Linked DNA regions of Homo sapiens: region 1 is linked to region 2. A link is a contact called in ENCODE Hi-C or POLR2A ChIA-PET data. All regions are on one chromosome and are shown on one strand. Each heading gives the region's core, a stretch centred on a gene start or an enhancer-like site at or near the end of the contact. The rest is flanking DNA. Distances are from core to core; before and after follow the strand shown. Region 1 has its middle 22 kb from the start of MIR4433B. Region 2 overlaps LGALSL-DT (LGALSL divergent transcript).

Region 1 (2,781 bases), core at 46-2,545, 38 kb before region 2:
TCAAAACCCTCCCCACAGCCCACCCCCGCCAGCTGTGGGAGCTTTGCTGGGAACAACCTGCCCCTGTGGCTCCCTAACAGTCCTGTCCTCAAGCTAACAGAGCCACTTTCACCCTTCAGGAGCAGACAGGCTGGGAATGTATGAACCCTCGAGGCCACCTGCAGCCAATGATTGATAACCATATGACACTCAGCTCGCTTGCCTCAAGGTGGAACAAACTCTAAGGTGTCATTTCTACTCCAGAGCTCCTCAGGGGCCAGGCTGCTGCTGACTTCACCTGAGGTAGCCCCTTGCTTTCCTTTTCTGTTCCACTGTCCACATTCCCTTGCGATTTTCGTGGGAGCACAGCCTTCATAACCACATGTGCACAAACCCTTATCTCAGGGTCAGCTCCTGGAAGCAGACTTAATGTAGTGTGGCTGTGAAGTTCCACGGACATCTTCAAAGAGACTGAATTGACTTGAACTGACTATGCACCATGCCAGCCTGAGACTCTGGGGGCCTTCACTGGATCAAAGAACCACTGAAGGAAGAGGAAGCGATTCCATAGGGCAGGGAAACAGCTGGCTCTCACTGCCCCCAGGGGAAAGCCTACTACGCTCAGCGCCTTGGATGGCAGTCAGCATGAAAGGGTGAGCAGTGGTCCTCACTCCCAGAGACAGGACTGCAGCCCTCAGCCCTTGCTCATTCCTGCATCACAAGCACAGGAGAGGCTAGAATTAGTGAGGAAGGAGGAACAGAGGAGGGGGAATGCGCTGGCTCCTAAGGGTAGGTAAAAGGGGAGGGAGGACGTTTGGGGGAAGGAACAGGCTGAGTGATGAGGAGCAGGTCCTCTTGGGCCTTCTGTCCCTCAATGGAGCTAGACCTGAGGCCACAGCCTTGCAGCCCCCTCACTGACAGTCTGACCCCTCTAGTCCCCCTGAAGAGCCCTCACCCCATACCTAGGACAGCCACTGAATATGAGCCCTTTCTTCCTTCAGTTACTCCTGCTCCTTTAAACCACAGCAGACTCAGGTGAGAGTAGGTCGTGATTTCCACAGGGTTACCTCATCCAAGAGCTGTGCCCCCCAGAGCTAAAGTAAGGATGATTTCAGGAGAATACCCACAGAAAATAGGTCTCTTTCTCCATGGACATTCCATTCACTCCCTATACATATACGTGTTTCGACACACACATGCACACACACACACACACACACACTTGTATTTTCTCTTCTGTGCATTGACCTCAGTCCAGGCCTGCTGGTTAGGCAGGTGTTGTACAGCCAGACTCTGGGGTTCATGGATTTTCCTGGTTGAGTAAGAACTGACTGGCAGCCTGACAGAGCTAAGCACAAGCTCAGGTCACAGAAAAAGTGGTGGGGCTGCGAGAAGGAAAGTGAAGCACCCCAGGGCCTTGAGACCTGCCTAACAGCAATGAGCCACTCCCCTGCTTGAGTCATCTCCACTCTCTCCTCCACACCTGCACAGAAAGAGTGACCTGCTGCCTGGGGAATGCAGGTGCCTCCCTCCACAGCCTCGTCCCAGGGAAACAGCTGTTCTACCTTTGGGAAGAGGGAGTCTCTTCCTTGGCCCTGCAGGGATGCCGTCTCCTGCCTTCTTCCTCATTCCCAAAGCTGTGGCAATTCTCCCTCCCTGTGCGATGCCAGGCATGGTCTTTGCTGGCGTCCATTCTCCATTCATGGGTGTTCACCCATCATGAACCAGGAATGTGCTTCCTCCTGTCAGTACGGGACAGTCCTTGTATGGGAAACATACAATTCCTCCTCCCACTGTCAGAACTTCCACTGGTACTTCTCCCCACAGCCAAGCTCAGGCCTCAAAGTAGGCTGAGAAAATCTTCAGCAGGGAATATAGAGTTCTTAGTGTATATTTTTTTCCACTCGGGAAAAGCAACAAATTTATATTCCCTCAGTAAAAATTCAGTCAACCCTCAAGGCTACCATGGACAGTGGTGTTGGTTGTACCCTGCACAAATATGCCCTGCTGAGGGGATGAGTGGAGGCTGAAATTCAGCTACAGCTCACTTGCCACAGTGTGTATTCTGGTATGGGACTGCATCCGTTTAAAGTTTGCACAGAAGCACCTCTTGATCGTTGGGCTCCGTACCCAGAATGGGCACCTTTTCCTAAGGCATGCAAGACTCACTATAGGATAGCCTCTGCCCTGCCAACCTTGCTTCTCTCACCTCCTGCCTAGAAGTACTTTTGTCTTTGCCCATTCTTACAAGGCAGTATTTTTCCCCTTTCACCTCCTCCTTCTCTGTCTGAGGACAGTCTGATAGGATCAGAGACCCACAGACTGTCACTGCCATTGAGAAATAACATCCATGTGCCTTTTGAGTTCTTATTCTCAGATGGACAGCCACCCCAGTCATACTGGGCAGAGCTGTCAAGGGTGGTTTGCCCGTCCCTTCAGCCTGGTCTTCCTTCCTGATCTTCCTGTCTTCCTTCTTTTCCTCCTATAGTGTCCAGCAAGACCATCTCTCATGAAGCTTGCTCTTGAGGAGATAGAGTCACAGGAGGTGAGCAAGGACTAACCTGAAAAGATCCCCTCTAGCCCCACCCTGCCCTGGCTGCAGCCTCAGGAAATGGCAGGTGGAGCTCATCATCAGGCCTGGCTCCAACGCCCCCTTGCTTTTCTATGAAATATTTCTCTTCGCTTGTAGCATTGCATCTTCTTCTGCCAGGCTGTGAGCTGGAACTAAGCATCCCAGCTGGGGGCATTCCTCAGCACAGAGGGGAGCTTAAGCAAAGTTTGCAGAAAGTGCCTCCTGGGGCA
Region 2 (3,203 bases), core at 398-2,897:
CATGGTTTGAGACAGAGAAGACATTTCTGCTGAGGGCCCAGCTTCAAGTTCAGCAGTTCTCAAAAATTAAGTCACAACCCTTTGTCTGCAAGGTGGCTTCCAAGGACTTTGTTTCTAAGGTAACTCAGAGGAGCTTACCTCCTTGAAAGACATGTCACCCATTCTGGGTTAGGAACTGGGTGTGGGCTTGGGGTATGGAAGGTAGGGGAAGAAGGAGACTGTGGTCCTCAGTCTGTGAGGGGTAGGCATGAGATCAGTCCCCACATGCTCTCATAGGCAGATCATGCCCTGGGTAAGTGGCTCTGCCATTCCATTTGAGTGGCAGCTCCTTAGCTGAGCATAGCATTGAAAGAAGGCAGGGATTGCCGTGTCTTGTGCTGAAAGGACAATTGTCAGTAGGATATATACCATGGCTGCTAGCTGTGACCAGAGCTAGCCACAAACTCCATGATCAGCAGCAAAGGAAGTCCCAGCATCAGGAGTGTAGAGGAGGTGAGAGTGACCAGGACAAGCTCTGGGGCTCAAATGGGGCTGTGGAATTTCAACTGCAGCTACAGTGTGTGGAAGGACTTTCCTGGCTGTCCAAGCCCCAGTCCCTCTGCCTCTGGCAGCGGTCTGGGACCCCCTGGGCATGGCAGGGGCTGAGGAGCCCCACAGCCTCCAGGCATGCATCTGAGATGGTTCCAGTAGCCCAGGAGACAAGGACTGACCCTTGGCTTTCTCATAAGCATCCTGGTAACCTGGACTTCTTGGGCTCATCACAGGGAAATGACCCTGGGAAAGAGAGAAAGCCATTCTTGCCAGAGGGGAGATGAGGCTAGAGCCAAACTCACAGGACACATAAAAGAGATGCAGCCTCACTTCATCTCTCAATTTTGCAAAGAATTCACCGTTTTAATGAATTAGAGCAATTCAAGGTCACCCTATAATAACAATGCTCTTACTTACATGCATTCTTTCTTTCCTCCTAAGCTAGAGAGGAAGAGGTGAAGTTAGGGTTTGGGAGCTGGGAATTGCAAACAAATTTGACAGTTGTGGCCAAATCTCGCAATGTGCATAGGGGTGAGTCATGTAGGTAAAGGTCATGTGAGTTACATTAAAATACAAGTTGAAAATGATTGGTTTTATAGGTTTTTATCAGAGATTTAATGTTTATTAAATGTATGAATGTTTCCCTGTCCCTTATAGTGTAAGATCTCCAGAATTCTCCCACAGTGGCCATTAACACTGCTGTGGGTTCTTACCTCTCTTTAGCTTGTCCCTGGCATTCACCCTGTAATGTGACACCAGGTTCTGAGGCCTCCAGAGATGACAGACTGCAGAACATTCAAAGAAAAAGTAAAACACAGACCCTGCCTCTCTTTGCATCCCGTCTCTTGGAGTTTCCTGGAGTCAGTCCTCCATCTTCCTACAAGGTGGTGTCTGTTTCTTTCTCTCACTCTGGATTAATGTTTGCGTTTTCCTTCACCAAAGCCCCAAGGGGAGACATAGCACCTTGCCCAGGGTCTGAGCCCTATTTACAGAAAGCTGTTTTCGCTTTCCTGACATTTTTCACAGTCTCTTATGCATCCTCAGCCTGGGCCTTGTACAAATACTAGCTGATAAACATCTGATGCCAGTCTTTGAAATGGTCCAAGGCCACCTGGGTCCTGCTACCACTTCCTGGGGTTGATCCCAGGATTAGGGCTGAGCAACAGCCCCTCCCGGCCACCTGATCTGGGCAGGGCCCTGCTAGGAAGGGGAGGTCTGGCTCTGGCTATTGAAGGCTGACTCAGGGCAGCCAAGCCAGGATTCCAGCTCCCACAGCATGAGGAGTCCTCTCCTCTCCCCTCTGCTCTCTTGCCAGGATGATACACCCCTGTCTCCCACTGTCAGCGCTCACCTGCATGGGAAGCACTCGCTGGGTCACGAGACTATTTTCCCATTTCCTTCAGCACCAGTGGCTGTGGTGACTTGAGGTCATTTAGAGACCTGCCAGCTCAGTCTCCTCTGTCCTTCTTGCTCTCTTGCTGCCTCTGGGAAGGGCTGAGCTATTCCTGACACCTGGAGTAGGACAACAGCACGAGGAATCCACGCAGAGCTGAATATAAGCAAGCTGGGCTCCTCATGCATGACAAAATGCAAGCTCATGAACCCTCTACGTGCCTGGAAAGGCCACTGTCCCCAGGATGTCTCCATATTCTCCATTTGGGGGTGGGGAGGCTTATGTTCTCACCTCTGGCTCCTAGTTTCTGCTTCCACTGAGTTCTTTCAGTTTGAGTCACTTTGCCATCCCGTGTACACTGTCCTGGGTCTGCACTCAGATGTGGAACTCAGACCTTTGCCTTGATTTCCACAGAAAACAAACCAAACACCCGTCTAAGACTTCTGTTTAGGCAGCAGACTCTGTCAAGGGCTGCTCAGCCAAGAGGATTTACACTGCAGCAGAACAAACAACTTCAAGTGGGGTTTTTGATCTTTAATGATCCTCTTTGAGGCCACTCCCAGCTCCAGAGATTTCCCAGGGATCAGACCATGCCCTGTTGCTAACGAAGCTCATGTTTTCACAGGTTGATGAACGGCCTATACTGGAACAACTACTGGGGGGCTTGGGGGGTCTGCTCTGTGTGTGTGTGTGTGTGTGTGTGTATAAGAGAAGGAGATGGTGGGTTTTATTTGTTGGCTTGTTTCTACTTTGTTTTGTTTGGAGACTTGGTTGTAAGTGAACCTTTACATTTGGAGATAGGTGTCCTGCTCTTTGCAGTGCCCACTCACCAGAGTAACCTCTTAGACCCCATCCACAAAATCCAAAGAGTTGAAAAGAACACAAATGCTGTCCAGCTCAGGAGTCTTCAAGTATTTTGCTTGCATTGCATGTCCCCTAAAATAATGTTGGAACATTATATATCCCCTTTGACAGTTTTTTTTTCCTCCTCTACTCTGAAGGGATGCCTTAAAATTTTTGTGTTGGTATTTTAAATCTCATTTTGAGTTTAAATAGCTGAAAAATGTTACATTTTACTGTAAATTTGAAATCTTTTAACATTTTAACAGTTAAACATTTTGGAATAACTATAAGCCACTATTTAAATGTATCAAAATAGAATTGGAATGTTTTAGCAATTTAATATGTTCCATTTTTTTAAAAAAAATCACGAACAAGCTCTTCTTTAACAGTCAGAAATTTTACATTATTCCTTTTTTCTCCTTGAGTTTGTATTTCC

What was found. A loop is a pair of places that touch in the nucleus more often than their neighbours do. ChIA-PET counts read pairs that join two places held with the same protein, here RNA polymerase II (POLR2A). Pooled maps may share reads with other maps.
Region 1: a loop to region 2 is called in a map of PC-9, with 2.3 times the contacts of the local background. The contact joins two enhancer-like sites. A Hi-C loop is called at or near these places in 7 of 168 maps with a recorded cell type or tissue (Caco-2, PC-9, aorta and 3 more), 1 of 37 single-sample maps with no recorded cell type and 8 of 50 pooled maps. POLR2A ChIA-PET finds 5 or more read pairs at or near these places in 4 of 52 experiments (Caco-2, H1, Panc1 and 1 more).

The regions. Positions count from the first base shown.
Region 1 is chr2:64,361,381-64,364,161 of GRCh38, forward strand. No RefSeq gene overlaps it. Among named protein-coding and RNA genes, the nearest start is that of MIR4433B, 22 kb to the left of the region's middle. RefSeq lists an enhancer at 2,524-2,663. Within about 2 kb of position 1,296, at least 5 of the 41 ENCODE cell types and tissues checked have a DNase peak (open chromatin) inside an H3K27ac peak, as active enhancers do; they include PC-9, where a contact is called at or near this core.
Region 2 is chr2:64,399,269-64,402,471 of GRCh38, forward strand. All of the region lies in intron 1 of LGALSL-DT (LGALSL divergent transcript), which reads right to left. Among named protein-coding and RNA genes, the nearest start is that of LGALSL, 53 kb to the right of the region's middle. Within about 2 kb of position 1,648, at least 7 of the 41 ENCODE cell types and tissues checked have a DNase peak (open chromatin) inside an H3K27ac peak, as active enhancers do; they include PC-9, where a contact is called at or near this core.